Linked DNA regions of Homo sapiens: region 2 is linked to region 1. Evidence: chromatin loops called from intact Hi-C (ENCODE). Cell type or tissue: PC-3. All regions are shown on one strand.

What was found. Peaks named below come from ENCODE experiments on the same cell type or tissue, not always from the same donor. Only the 100,000 strongest peaks of a DNase experiment are listed, where the experiment ranks them.
Region 2: a loop joins it to region 1, with 4 times the contacts of the local background. A loop is called at or near these places in 2 of 110 quality-filtered maps.

Annotation. Positions count from the first base shown.
Region 1 is chr6:114,340,540-114,348,539 of GRCh38, forward strand. It overlaps HS3ST5 (heparan sulfate-glucosamine 3-sulfotransferase 5), which reads right to left and starts at 2,484. Exons shown (of 5, transcript NM_153612.4): 1 at 1,656-2,484. It overlaps HDAC2-AS2 (HDAC2 and HS3ST5 antisense RNA 2), which reads left to right. Exons shown (of 10, transcript NR_125845.1): 10 at 1-190. LOC107986638 (a long non-coding RNA gene) reads left to right here and starts at 1,786. Exons shown (of 8, transcript XR_002956366.2): 1 at 1,786-1,850. In PC-3, a CTCF peak has its summit at 3,138; a DNase peak (open chromatin) is centred at 3,112; H3K4me3 peaks cover 3,826 bases; H3K27ac peaks cover 1,956 bases.
Region 2 is chr6:115,892,731-115,900,730 of GRCh38, forward strand. No RefSeq gene overlaps it. Among named protein-coding and RNA genes, the nearest start is that of FRK, 160 kb to the right of the region's middle. In PC-3, CTCF peaks have their summits at 4,018 (motif pointing left) and 4,218; no DNase peak of the experiment used is centred here.

The sequences.
Region 1 (8,000 bases):
CATATTCCTGAAGTTAAGAAGCCTGCCCTGATGCTCATGCAGTTACTTTGAGCAATGACCAAACAGAGAGAGGAAGGTAAGTAGTATTGTTTTCATTTCTTTAAAAACTTCACTAGGAGGAAACCCCAAGGTAACAATGACAACAACAAAAATCTATTGCAACATAATTGATAGCAATAAAACCTTTTTTAAAAAATAATCATTTTTGATATTCATATTTGTAATCCCCTTTTATTATCTTCAACTTTTTCTTGAAAAGACCTTAATATATTTGAAATAAATTATAATGTGTAATTTGTCTAAAGCTCTGAAATATGTAGAAACTACTAAGTAAAACCTTTGAGAAGCACCAGCTGTTTATTACTTCTAGCAAATCAGTTTAGAAAGGAGCATTAGCACAGAAAGAAGGCCCACCCACCCACTTTCGCCCCCACCCAACCCGACCCTGCATGCTATTTATCAGACCAAGTTTACATAAATCAGAGAAGAGTTACAGTGCTATTAAATGTATCCACGAAGTAATATGACATAAAGCACTTTGCAAATATTAAATCTCTCCCCAGTGTTTTCTAAGAAGAAACTGGTATTCGTATTCGGAGACAGAGAGGAGAGGGGGAGAGAGGGGAGGGAGGGAGGGAGAGGGAGAGGGAGAGGGAGAGGGAGAGGGAATAGGGAGAGAGGGGGAGAGAGAGAGAGAGAGAGAGAGAGAGAGAGAGAGAGAGTGAGTCCCACCGGGTGAAGACAGGGTAGACCACGAATGTGAGCATCAGCTCCCTTGGGTGGGTGCCCTGAAGCACTGAAGTAGGGAAGCGGAAGAGTAGAGGAAACCCACCAAGGTGAAGTGACTCCGGAGTTGTTTGTTTGCTGGGCGCTTGGAACCTCCAGGTAAAGACATCCACCTTAAGCTGGACGCTCCTTGCAGGTTGCCCTAAACCAAGGTGGTCGCCCAAGTAACAGGAGCAGGAGTCTCAGCGCTCCAGTGAGTAGCGACAGCGACCTCTCAGACTTGTTTGTAGTAACAGTATGACCACCCTTCGACTGCATCCATCCCGCGCGCGCGCGCGCGTGTGTGTTGGGTGGGAAGAGATGCATAAAGTGGGGCTGTGAGGGGTGTGGGGGGGGCCAGCTGGGAAGAGAAAACCCCACCCACATGTTAACTTAGCCTTTGCCTGTTCTTTGCCTGCCCTCTGCCTGTCCTCTGCTGGGGCCTCGCAGGCCCCCACTGTCCCAAAGCTGCCCTCGCGCTCCAAACAGCTCCACAGCCACCCCAGAAGTGACCGAACGCGAACCCCTAAACTCTGGCGAGCGCAGTAAACGCGTGTTCCCTTTCTCCCTCAAAGAGAGCGCTACCCAGCGCTCTGGGAGAGACTGAGAGAGAAACAGACAGGCAGGCTGACTGACACCTTCTGTCTAATTTTACCCCAGGAATTGCCCCCGCCGTTTCTCATCTCGCACTAGTTTAACCTCTGGTCCTAAGCAAACCTCTCAAAAGTCTTCCCCAGGCAGCGCCCAGGAGAACCGAACCCCACAAAGTGCTTTTTTGCTGGCATCACCCGGATGCTTCCCTTTGGCGATTTGCCCCTTCTCATTTCCCCCCAAATCTAGAGGTCTCAAAGCCCCTCCCCCGCGCGAGGCGGGCAGCGCGCCTTGCTCACCGTGGTCCCCGGCGGTGGCGGCGCGGGCGGGAGCCTCAGGGCGCGGGGGTCGGCGGCGGGTCGCGTGGGGGTCACCCGGCCGCTGCTGCGGTCCGGACGGCAGTTGGTCCAGTAGTTTCGGATGCCCGGGCTAGGCTCGGCGGAGAGCGAGTCGGCGTGAATGAGAGCAAACCAACAGGGCTGTGCGTGGCGCGTGTGAGTAAGACGCGAGCGGGCCCCACACGCAGGCGGCGGCGGCGGCGGCGGCGGCGGCGAGGTCTGAGGCGGGGAGCCGGGCGGGGGGGCAGGCGGGCGAGAAGTAGTGGAGTTTAGGGCGCGTTTCCTGCACTTCCCCGAGAGGCTGGAACCAGGTGCGGCAGGGCGCGCTCCCGTGGCGCGGGCACGGCACGGGCGGCCGCAGGAGCCGGAGTCCGCGCAGTGCCGGAGACCGCAGCCGCTCTGCGGGGGGAGGTGCGCATCCTCCTTGCCCCACGAGGGCACCGGCGCAGCCCCGGACCCTGCGCGCAGAGGGCGAGACTTCGGGCGTCCTCGGTGACAGCTCCTCGGGCAGCCCGCTCCCTCCCAATCCGCCCAAAAGAGCAACACTCAGTGTGACTGGGATCTTCCCTTCCTGCGTCCTCGAGCCTCCGGTGCCAAGCTGTGCGGGCGCCCCGCTCCCCGCGGCTGGCGCTGTCACGGCCGCCGCCCGGCCCCCAGAGCGCCCGAGCCGGCAGCTGCCTCCCGGAGACGTGCCCAGCTGTGTGCGCGTGTGTGTGTCTAAGCGAATCTCTTCCCCTCCATCACTTGGGCGCGCAGGAGGGACCGGGTCCCTGGCGACCAGCTGCAGAGTGGCTGCCAGTCCACACCCTCCCGGCTCTCTCCCCACCCACCCCGCCCCTACTCCTCCTCGCCTTCCCCTCCTCCCCGTGCTCCTCCTCCAGCTGCCGCTCCCGAGCTCCCAAAGGCAGCGGAGAAACCGCAGCGAAAGGGAGGAGGAGGAGGGTGGGGAAGGAAGCGCAGGTGTCTTCGGCGGAGAGACGGGCGCACGCACCGGAGCGGCTTGCTGCAGGGGGAGGGCAGGGCCTTAGGCGGAGAAAGGGGAGGAGGAGGATTTACCCGGAGGCGGAGGTCCCGCAGCTGAGCCACTGCGCGTCCCACCCAGGCGCTGGAACCGCGGGCGAGCAGCGCAGTGGGGCTGCCGGGTGGGCGCGCAGGGCTCCCAGTTGGACTGAGGTCGCAGCTTGGGGAACCTGCGGAGGTGACCAGGGTGGCAGAACTCGGGGACACAGAGGTCGGAGGGACCCAATTGCTGAGGCGCTGAGACCGGTCTCTCTGGGGTGAGGGGGATGCCTAGACCCAGAGCTTGGGGCACACAGGTGTCCAGGAAGCTGGTGTGTGTGGCTCCAGAGTGCCAGGCGGGAGAGCCGGAGGCGGTGAAGGGTCGGGCGGCGGCCGCGGCGTGCTTGGGGCTGCTGTGTGCATCCGGAGTCACAGGGGGCGATCACCGCCTAGCTGGGAAGCGGAGCTCAGGACTCAGCCTTCTTTCAGGTCCCAAGTCCAAAAGCCGAGAGGCACACTAGCCTTCCCAATTTAGTCTGTGTTCCTCCAACCCTTTGCCCCCAGCAAAACAACAGGCCAGGAGCTGATTCTACCTGCTACTTACTGTGCTCTTTACCGGACTGAAAGGACTCTACTGCTCCAAGGAGACTGATGTGTTGCTTCCTCTCTCCCAACTCTAGTCCCCTCCCTCAACATACATTCCTACCCAACCAAAATTATCCAGAACATTGTATTTCTCATTGATAAACTTTTTCCCTCTGGGGTTCCCTAAAAATGAAAATCTTTCCTCCCTTTTTATCTGTAGAGGCATTAAGTCTCTTGCTTACATTTCATAGTACAAATGCAGTACACAGAAAAGTCCTTTAGGCAAGAAATCACAGCATTATTGCTTATGACGGCTTGTCTGTTTTCAAATGACAGTCGCAGAATGCAAATTTGTGTCAACCTGAGGTCAGTGGAGAGAGTTGGTCCATTTAATTAGAGGTATTTTGGAAGGAATCTGGGAAACAACACTAGAAAGAATTGCTGTACTTTCTCCAGTACCCATTCCTTTTTATTATGGTAATTTCACTCTGTTAATTTAGGCAATCTGAAAATGAAAGGTCGGATGCAATTTACAAGGCACAATATTTCTAGATTCTCATTCAACAGCCCGCCCCACCTCCTTCCTCCCACCACTCTTACCATCACCTCAAAAGGTCATGAGCTAAGAACCGAAACTGCACTTTTTAAATCTCAGGATATAGCCTGAATGACAAAGCTGTTGAGTTTTAGAAAGAGACCAGTTAAGTCTAAACTTATTTACCAACTACTCAGACAAAATCATATGCTCAGCAGCAACAATAAAATGTATACTGTGTAATATATTGAGCAGGAGGAAAGATGGCTGTTTGCCAGATATGTGATCCATTAACCTCTTTAGCTCATTGTTGGCAACAATAGCATACAATCACATTCCTATGTTTGAAAGACAAGAGATTTTTTTTTCCCATCTTAAAATCACAATGCCACATTATAGTCTAAAAGAAACCTCAAACAATAAAAGTAATAAGAAAGGAAGAAACATGGTTTGTTTTTTTTCTGAACAAATGTTGCTGTTCTGTTTTTTTTTCTTGAGGGGAAAAATGCTGATAAGCAATAAAGTCCACAAAAGCATGACAATAGATTTTGAAGAATGCATCACTCCATCTATTAGTCCTTTCAATTAGTAAACTTTATTTAAAAGGTTTATTTATATTATCTTTTGATTGGTATTCAGTCTTTCTTTTGTGCCTGGAAGATGACTGAGAAGGAGGATGGGTGAGCTGAATCTGGTTTCTCATAATTCTGTCTTGCATCAGGTTTATGTCTGGCAGGAGAGGAATGCTCAGCAGCCTGTGCTTTCTCAGCAATCCTAACTTCTCCTCAGAGGATCCTTTGCTCTGTAGCTGATGGATTGTGAGATTGTCACAGTAATTTTGCCTACCTGCTACAGGGTCACACCTGGGGTTGGGAGCAGGTACGGTTCCAAAAACTGGGATGCAATGCTCTGGAAAGAGCTTTTACCTTGCCCAGGGTTGGAGGATTAGATGAAGGTGCATGAGCTTTTTTGTGTTGCTTTTCAACTTCTACAGATGACCTGGATTTTCTGCTAGGTGAAGTGTGGAGGTGGGTGGGTGTGGTCTAACATTTTAAGAAACATTTTGGTATTGTGGTAAATTAAACAAATAAAACTAAACACTAGACATAATGGTACACCCAAAAAATCTATTTGAAATACAGTTTTGAAAACAGTCACAGATTTATTGGTTTAGCTTAGTCATCTATGCCAAATAAAGTACACAGCAATGAAAACATTTGGTTAATTAGAGTGTTCATTTGGTAAAGAATATATTTTTTTTCCTGAACATCAGCATACTCTCTTGTCTCATAAAGATGTAACCATTAAATATTATTTGGGCCAGTGATGCTAGCTTATGTCTATAATCCCAGCAATTTGGGAGGAGAAGGTGGAAGGATCACTTGAGGCCAAGAGTTTGAGATCAGCCTGGGCAACATAACGAGACCCCTTCTCCACAAAAAATTAGAAAAAAAAAAAAAATTAGCTGGGCAGGGTAGTGTATGCCTGTAGTCTCACCCACTCTGGAGGCTGAGCCAGGAGGATCCCTTGAGCCCAGGAGTTTGAGGTTACAGTCATCCATGATCACACCACTGCACTGCAGCCTGAGCAGCAGAGCAAGGCTCTGTCTCCAAAATATAAGAAATATTATTTACTTTACAGCTTCAAATGGAGACTGCCCTCTCAGTAAAATATAGAAATGTTTGTCATTATGAAGAAATTGAGGGCAGCTGACTTACTTTCCAAAATCTATCTTTTTTTCTTTTAACCAGCCAATTGCTGACTTTCAATTGGTTTAGTAAATATTCATTGAAAGGGCCCTTCAGTCCAGGCACAGTGGCTCACACTTGTAATCCCAGCACTTTCGGAGGCTGAGGCAGAAGGACTGCTTGAGTCCACGAGTTTGAGGCCAGCCTGGGCAGCATGGAGAGATCCCATCTCTTCAAAAAAATTAAAAAATATATATGGGCTTGGTGTCACATGCCTGTAGTCCCAGCTACTCAGGAGGCTGAGGTGGGAGGGTTGCTTGAGCCCAGGAGGTCAAGGCTGCAGTGTGCTATGATTGTACCACACTCCAGCCTGGGCAACAGAACAGGATGCCATCTCAAAAAATTTAAAAAAGGAAAGAAAAGGGTCCTTCTATGTGCTACCACTGGAAACCAGAAGATGAATAGAAGAAGTCTCTGCTCTCATTGAGCGAGGTCAGTAATCGCTAGGGCTATCAAGTTGAACAAGGTTCATTTTATTATAAGGAAATATGCCCCTGTACCCACATCTCCATGCTCCATCACTGTATTTGGGTATCTCTTGTATGAAAATTGTGGTTTCTGTATTGTGCAATGCTGTGTTTAGTCATGAGAGACCTAAAAGTGTAAGGCCACGACTGATTGTAAGGGAAGCATTTCTCATGGAAGGAGTGGGTCCACAGACCAAATATCAAAAACTCCGAGGGTGGTAAAGAGGATTTGACCTCTCTCTAGGTCTAGACAAGTGCTGGCCAATAGAAATGCAATGTAAGACACAAATGTAAGCCACATATATAATCTAAAATGTTCTAGGAGCTTATTCAAAAACTTAAGAAACAGATGAAATTAATTTTAATGATATATTTCATTCAACTTAATATATCAAAAATATTATTTCAACATGTAATCAATATAGTTATCATTAATGAAATACTTTACTTTTTTTTTCATACTGTGGTAGAAAGAATGACTTCCTAAAGATGTTTGCACCCGAGTCTCTGGAACCTGTACATGTGTTACCTTACCTGGCAAAGGGATTTTGCAGATGTAATTAAGGTTAAAGACCTTAAAATAGGGGGATTATCCTGGATTGTCTGCATGGGTTCAATCTAATCACACGAGTTCTTTTTTTAAACAGCCAAATAATATTTTTGTATTACTAATTTTAACTATTTAAAATGAAAAGTTACATATTTTAATTAGTGAAAAGCCAATTCTTTGACCTAGGGAGAAAATGCCTGTAGTGACAAATGTTGAAAATGCTTTGTAATCAGTATACTAAGGAGACATTCATATATTTCAAGAATTGCTTAAATGCTGATATTTAAATGTAAGCATGTGACCATATGCTGACTTTAAAATATACAATTAAAGGTATTTATCACAGTTTGCTATACTCCCAGCATTAAGTACAGATACTTTGGAGCATAAATCAAATGGTTTAAAGTGAACCTGTAACATACCTAAGGAATACCTTCCCATATTGTACATGCAGATTACTTCTCCTCCATGTAAAGATCTCATCACTTTAAGTTCTAAGTTAAGTTTAACCCAGCTCTGTAAGTCACTACTTAGGGGCTCAGGATGGCCTAAAAAGAAGGAAAAAAGAATGTAACGAGGACTGATCGACAAGTTTTCTATATATATGTAACTATATATGATCTACATATGTTATATATGTACTATATTGTATAACATTAGTTATATGATATATAAACTATAAATATGATCATTTATGTTACTGATGCCATAGCTAAATTATGTATTATGCATCTTCAAATAAAAGTCGAAGCAATAGGGTAAATGCAGAAGCATCACAATGAGTTCCACTTAATACACATAACTATACAGACCAAGATTTCTGTTGGTACTTGAAATGGATCAAGTACATCTAGTGGACATTGACAGGTATCAGCAAAGATGGGCCATTACAATGGAGAAGCTTAGGAGGATGATGAACATCATGCCAGAGGTGGTGTTTAGCGTCAAACCTCTTAATAGTGCCAGTGAATAACACTCACTGCTGGTATTATATATGCAGTAGTGAATAAGTGAAGAACTATAACCATAATATGCTCACTTCTTGCTATTTCATTTTATCTTCTGATTACCAGTTAAATATAGTGGTCCCTTAGTATCCATGGGGGATTGGTTCCATGACCCTCCTGGGTACCAAAATCCAGATGTTCAAATAGTGTGCTATTTGCCTATAACACATCCACAACCTGCTATATACTTTTTTTTTTTTTTTTTTTGAGATGGAGTTTTGCTCTTGTTGCCCTGGCTGGAATGTAATGGCATGTTCTCAGCTCACCGAAACCTCCACCTCCTGGGTTCAAGTGATTCTCCTGCCTCAGCCTCCCGAGTAGCTGGGATTACAGGCATGTACCACCATGCCCGGCTAATTTTGTATTTTTTTAGTAGAGACAGGGTTTCTCCATATTGGTCAGGCTGGTCTCAAAC
Region 2 (8,000 bases), 1.6 Mb after region 1:
AAAATAAAAGACACCACATTGAGAACATGTAAAAAATGAAAGAAAAATTCAGGAGATTTACACCAAAGAAACTAAACCCAGGGCTGTGATCATCACAGGCTCTGTGTAAGCCACAGCAGAGCGGGCGACAAGCCCAAAGGGACATGGAAGAAACATGAATATAGTCGGCACTGTGAGTTAATGATGTTATTTATTGGCTCTTGTGCAGGGGTCAGGTACTTGGGTTTAAGGTCATGGACTTCAGATAATTTATTTTGAAAGTTCAATCCTAAGTCTGGGACAATTGCCTTTATTGTGTGATTTGGCATGTTCTAAAAATCTTCCCCACTGGAAAATACATCTGACTGAATCTGTCATGGAACCTGACAATCTGGTATTATAGTACTATGTTCCCTAGGCAATCTGGAACCTGGTCCTATATTCCCTGACATCTTCTATAACGGTGGTTGTTGCTTGTCTGGGTCACAGACCTCTTTTGAGAATCTGATAAAAGACATAGATCCTCTCCATAACCCCACCACCAAAAAAATGCATAGGTGACATTCACAGAATACTGTGAATACTTTTAGGAATTTTGGGGAATTTCCTCACTGTTCATCAATTTTACCCACAGGTAAGTTAAAACTGCTGCTCTTTTAGGACATCAGAAGAAACGTGTTTTTTTCTAATGGTCTTAGATATGTTGCCAACTGAGGGCAACATGTTCACAAACTAATTCTTTTAGGGCAATATATGTTAAACTATTATGGTATATTTTTGCCTGATAATTAGTAGAATCTTCAAGAATTAAGACACATGACTTAGAAATGTGAACAGTAATAAAACTAAGAAAGTCTGCATTTATAGATAATCCATATCTTTTCTGTATTCAACTATGTTTCATTAAGTATTAACTATGTTTCAGATATTCTGATATGCCCTGAGAATAAAATGAAGAATAAGTTAAAGACAATAATTCTAACACATCAGCTAATGCTTATAATAAAATGGTGAGGGTTTGCAGGGAGATAATTGACCAAAAACAATGATAAACATATATTAAGAACTTGCTAAATGCCAGGCTGCGTGATCCGTCTATATTTACAGCCAAATGCAGTAAATATTTTTTAATTAAAAATTATTTTACAATGAAGATACTCTAGCACAGACAGCCTGAGCGACTTGCCAAGGTCACTCAGCTGGAGAAGTGACAGAGGAAGGAAATGAGGCCAGGGCTGTATGTCATAGAGGCTCTAATTCTACTTTTGCATTATCTAGAATTGTTCTTTATAAACTAAATCTAGAAGGCATGTGCATTGTGAATAAAAGAGGGAGATTTGGGCAAGGGAGTGATGGGGAAGACTAGTTACAGGCAGTTGTCGGAGATACTGAACTTGAACTCAATCTTGACAAAGCTGGGCAGGAAGAAGTATATTTAAGAGATTGAACTTAGTAATTAGTCAAAAGAGGTCAAGGGTAAATAAAACTCAGGAGTGACTCACAGGTTTCTGACTTGAGTGGCTTAGAAAATGAAGGTGTCTGAGATGAAATACGAAAGAGAAGCAGCTTGGAGGAAGGAAAGAAATGTGACTATTATCCAGTCAAGATTCTTGAGTTGACAGTGCCTATAGCACACCTAGTAGACCACTGAATATATTGATCTAGGGTTCAAGAAAGGTTTTTAATTAGTACAGGACTTTTTAAAGTGTGGTGCACAGACCGGGAGTATTCCCTGATACCCTTTTGAGAAACTCATGAGGTCAAAACTATTTAAATAACATCACTAAGACGTGAACATATTTGCCTTTTTTTGTTCTGTTGGTATTTGCACTGACGATGTGAAAACAATGGTGGATAATACTACTGGTGCCTTAGCACACGTATAGGCAGTAGCATCTACTACTGGGAGCCTGGCAGCTTTCAAACACTTTAAGGCTTTCCTGAGAAGATAGGCGATGATGTTTCAAATGTGATTGGTTGGTTTGTTTTGATGTTGTATAATAAAAACTATCAACATTTGGAAAATGTGTAACCCAAGAAATCAATATTTTTCCAAATAACAAATACGCGATGTTGTAATATCATGCCTGGGTAAAAGATCCATTCAAAGTGCAAGGTAGACCAGTGGATTTTAATGCAATAAAGTATGAGAAGTTATTTACTACAGTTTTGGATTCTACCTTGCAATTGCTTTTTTTGAAACTACCTCATTGATATTTGGTATAGTATCAAAGAAGAATATTCATAGTCACATGAAAAGACTAATACACCTCTCTTACCAACTATATATCTGTGTGAGGCCAAATTGTCTTTATATACTTCAACCAAAACAGAATATCACAACAGATTGAATGCAGAGGCAGATGAGAATCTACCTGTCTTCTATAAAGCCAGGCATAAGAGAGTTGCAAAAATGCAAAACAGTGTCATTTTTGTCACTAATTTTTTTAGTTTGGGAACATAGTTATTTTTCATTAAAAACATATTACTTATGTTAGTAGGTAATATTAGTACTTTTACATTGGTAAGTAATGGATCTATTACTTTAATGGATAAGTAGTGGATCTTTTAAATTAATTAGTAAATGTTCTAGAACCTTTCTATATTTAATGCAATAAGTATCAATAGATATGACCACATAATTAAAAACTCTTGATGTGTTCTCAATAGTTTTTAGAAGTGTAAAGAGTTACTAAGAAAAAAATATTTGAGAATCACTGAACTGGTATATTGAATTGGTATATATAAGACTAATCAGAATATATATGGTAACTAAAGCCATAGACAAGAGAGAACATTATTTTAAGTAATCTTCAATAAGAAGTTAATTAAAACTATTACTAACCTGTGAGTGGTAATAGTTAAGAGGATTTAAGAGAAAGGAATTATAAAAGAGAGTTCCTTGAAAGCCAGGGAAGATAGGAAAATTCTAAACACTTGAAACTAACTGAAGGGATAATTGAGGGACATCAATTTCACTATTTTCTCTAAGGTCAAACTTGGTATTTAATAGATGTCTCTTCATGGTGAAAGTAGGAACAAGCAAAGGCATGCACCTGAACAGCTTGATTCAAATGGCCACATTCCAGGCCAATTAAATACTTCTGAGTTTCTTAAATAAAATGTACAATAACCAATCAGAAAGACTGTGCCATTAATTAATTTGCTATGACAGCTCAAGCCAAGAAATGGACAATACGGAAATGGAACATTAGAAAATTTAATTGATAAAGAATTTGAAAATAACCTTTATAAACAAAGGTAAAAGAACTTGGATTATTTTTTAATGACAGTCTTTCAACATTAAGAAGGACACCACTGATTTGATTTTATTTGAAAACCTAATGAAAAGATGCATGCTAAAATATTTAAAAGGGCTCAGGCTAGCAACTACAAAATTGTATTGACACGCTGAAATATTATAAAGTTAACAACCCCCAAAGATCAAAAGAATAACAAACCAGCATCTTAAATGTGAACATTTAAAGAGCAAATGGTAATGCTTGTAGGTATCTTGGAGTCCTGTGGGTGTTGATCTGATTTTACACTGTGGTTCATCTAGATTGGAATGTTTAGCCCAATCTCATATTCAGGGGTAATGGCAAGTAAAACCCAGTAAAGCTAAGGGAAATGTTTTGTCCCATGAATCTTCCGGTTAAAAAAACACACTAATCTGTGTGACCAAAAGCAGCACTATAGGTCTTCACTTTATTGAATGCTGGAAAAAAATAATATTTCTGCTAAAGGCAGTAATCTTTAGGTCATTGTGGAGTTTTGTTTTAAGGTGTACTTATGTGTGCCTGTTTGTGAGCAACGATTTATGTTGTGTTTATCAAATTTATATACATACATATTCTTTCTTTCTTTTTATCCATTTGGACACATAGAACCTTAGGAATCTGTGAAGCATCACTGCTTTCTCCCTTACCCACTAGACAATCCACATTATCCACTCAAGATGCAAAATTGCCAGGAAACAAACCCTCTGTGGGAGCAGGTCATTTCATACCATAATAGCTCAATGACACCCTCTAGTGGGTAGTCTCCATGCTGTAATTTTGAGGAGGAAAAAATTGCTCTTAGTTTCCACTTTATCCTCAATTATAATATATGGCATTTTGAGAATTTGCACATTTCATAAGAAAAACATAACTTAATGGTTAATATGTTCTCAATGAAGACTGAATTAAAAAGCAGAAATTGAGTATCTAAGATGAACTTAGAATCATAAAAAATATACAAAAGCAAACTGACCTCAGAATGGCAAAAGAAGACTCCTCCTCAGCTGTAACGACCCACTCAGAGTCCCCAGAGATGGTTTTGACAATACAACTTGACTGCCATGACCAGAAGTATCCCTCCTGCAGAGACACATTTAAAGTAAAAGCAAGGAAAAGTTTGTTATAAACACCGCTAAATCAAAAAGGCTGCATAAGAAAGAGAAAGAATAAAAGGAAGATATCTTTCCTTTGTCAATACATCTTTGCTACAGCAAAAATTCCAGATGAGTTTTCTTTGGTCGGTAGATTAGAGAATACACCAACAAGCTAAAAAGAAATAAGGGTCTATAAATAGTTCTATCTCAGATAGCGGATTGAAGGCCATTTGTGAACATGTTCCTACACAATTTGCGACATGATCCATGAGCAAGTCCAATATTATGCCATCATTGTGGGAGTCAATGGGTTAAGACCCAGAACTTAATTGTCTATAGTTTGGGCCATTGAAAAACTTAACGCAGATATTTAGCAAAGCGTTCTGGAGCAGCGCAGACCACACTCTCAGAACGAGATTTCTCTGGGGCACACTGTGCAGGATCCCACAGGACCAGCTACAAAGCTATCAGCATGAATGAAGCATTATCGGCAGCCCCTTCCCAAGTAAAAACTGCAGATTAATATCAAAACCCACTGCATGTCTGTTCATTTTAAATGTCTGTCGTCATTTCTACTTTTCTTAGTGAATATAGGTTCAGGATTTCAAAACTATTTTTTTGTAAATTGGTCAACTTAATACAAATAGATGTCTGAATTACCAAAACCGGATTTGACTCTTCAATATCAATTTTCTCGTTCCCAAGAAGGAAACAATTTTTGCATCCCTTTTACTGAGTTTTATTTTAACCTGGATGTGTTTCATAATATATTTCATATTCCAGATTAGTGGGCAGAAGTTCTGCCCACTGTTAGTGCAGTGCAGTTTAGCATGAGAGGCAACTGGTTATTCCTCTTGAGTCAGAAGACTTGATTTAGAGGTTTGGATCATAACTCTGCAAATGACAAGTTGTGTGGCGTTGATGGAGTAAAAAAAAATCATCCTTGATGCTGTTTCCTTGGCTGAAAAATATAGGGGAAATAATCCGTGATTGTTTTACCTCAGAGTGTACTAAAGGATTTACAAGATCACTTACTTATGCAAAAGCACCAAGTGTATAGTACCCAATTGGTATTTTTTTTAATGTTTGATGAGTTTCTCCTTTTTAATAGGTATCTTGAGTTTTATCTAGTAGTTTTTTCTTTAACAAATATTAAAGTGAAAGGGTTTTTCTCCCAGTTATTAGTGACAAAATGAGAGTGAAGCTAGTTTAGTGCAGGCACCCAGAAACTTTTCAAAATGAGTGTGTCTCCTTGCTAGTCCTTGCCCATCCCCCCTTTCCCAAACACAGTCCTGTGTTTTTTTTGTTTTTTTTTTTTCTCGGAGATAGGATGATGACACATTGGTTCATAACAGCAGCACATCTGCTGCATATTATTGTGAAGATGTCATTGGAAGCCCAAGAATCTATAGGAATTGTTCAAATCCTTTGATCTTGAACCAGAAATCTTTCTTTGCCATTACTAAATAAAAATGTATTCCAGTTAGACTCAGAACCATGAAATTTGATGTGACTTTATACTTGAAAATGTTTGCCTTCAAAAAAATTTTTTTAAGGAATATACATATATTGTTCAGTTGTTGTCTTTTAGGAGTCTATCAGTATCCACAGGGAAAACGTGTAACCTGGAAGAAAAGAAATTCCCACTAGAAGAGAAAGATGTACTTTCTGTGGTTGATTATTTTTTGTATTGGTATTTGTTTCCTAGGGCTGCCAGAACAAAGTACCACATGCTGGGTGGCATGAAATAACAGAAATGTATTCTCTCACACTTCTAGGGCTAGAAGTCTTAAATCATGATGTCAACAGGATTGGGTTCTACTTGAAGCTTTCAGGGAGAATCTGTTCCATGCTTCTCTTATAGCTTCTGGTGGTTGCTGGCAATTCTTGACATCCCTTGGCCTGGAGACCCATCATCTAATTTCTGTCATCATCTTCATATGGCATTCTCCTCTAAGTGTGTCTTTGTCCAAATTTCCCTTTCCTGATAAGAACATCAGTCATTAGATTAAGGCCCACCCTAATCCAGTGTGGCCTCATCTTAATTTGATTACATGTGTAAAAACCCTATTTCCAAATAAAGGCATGAGCAGGTGCCAAGGCTGAGAACATGAACATGTATTTTGAGGTGTGAAATTCAGCCCAAAATACCTGACCCCCAAAAGACTACATAGACCCCAAATTAAACTTATCCATTAATGGCAGTGGTCTTCTCGACTTAAAATGATATTTTAAAATATTTTCCAGAAGTTAATTGTTAACTGGGACAGCAGCTCATTTAATAAAGAAAATTTCTTTTTAAAAAAACATTGTAATGTGAACTAAATACTTTAGAATATTTAATAAATTAATATATGTGGTTTATAAAACTGTGCCAATCACAGTTTACAATAGCATAAGACAGAATTTTTAAAATGCCATTCCCTTAATATGTTGACTTTTGATGCACAGGTTTTACACAATGACACCTGCTTTTGAGTCCCAATGCTCTACATCAGAGGGAGAATTTTAAAAATTAAAATCATAGTTATTAATGAGGCTTCTAATTTTTGGCATTTGATTCAATTTCTTCTTCAGCAAAACTTTTTATAAGAGCTATACTAAGTAAAAAGATTGATAAATTTTATGCTTCACGTTTTTTTTATTTTCCCTGGGATGGGTTGCTAACACAAAGCTGATAGGACGTCAAAAAATTGAGCAACTTGACATCTAGATAATCAGCTCCATGAAAATCTAAGCAAAACTGAGTAATGAAAAAAGGATGGGTGATACTGTTTGGGTGTGTGTCCCTTCAAAATCTCATGCTGAAATTGGATCCCTAATGTTGGAGGTGGGGCCTAGTGGGTGGTGTTTGGGTCATGGAGGCAGATCCTTCATTAATAGATTAATGTCCTCCCTGGGTGTGGCACAAGAGTGACTTTCACTCTATTAGTTGCTGCAAGAGCTAGTTGGTGAAAAAAAAGCCTGGCACCTCACTTCTCTCTCGCTTCCTCTTTTGCCGTGTGATCTTCACACACACTTTGCTTTCCCCCATGAGCAGAAGCCGCCTGAGGTCCTCACCAGAAGCTGAACAGATGTCAGCACCATGCTTCATGTATAGCCTGCAGAACTGTGAGCCACATAAACCACTTGTCTTTATAAATTACTCAGCCTCAGATATTTCTGTATAGCAATGCTAAATGAACTAAGACAGTGGGATCCCGCTTAGAGCTGAGTTCAAATCCCTGTTCATTCTTTCATTAACTACATAACTTTGAGCAAGTTGTTTAATCTATTTTAGTCCCTATATCCTTATATCATTTTAATCCCTATTGTTGTGGGGACATTAAAGAAAAAGCAAATATAAAGCAGTGGGCACAAATTAGGTGCCTAGTTAGTGCTTTCTCCTGATTCCAAGTGTTAATCATTCCAAGCCTTTGGTGTTTGCCTCAGTTAATAAGAATCTCAGTGTCTGTCAGCTCAGACCTTAAATAAATATTGTCTATAAAGCAAAAGAATACACAATGCAATTCTGATTCCAAAAAGCACCTTTTTAATCTAGTCAGCGTAGTTTAATAAATAGATTTTATTGCCAAAAATAAAAACATTATATTAACTGTGTGTAAAAACAGGGTAGTGTAGTAATAATACCTACCCATAACCAGAA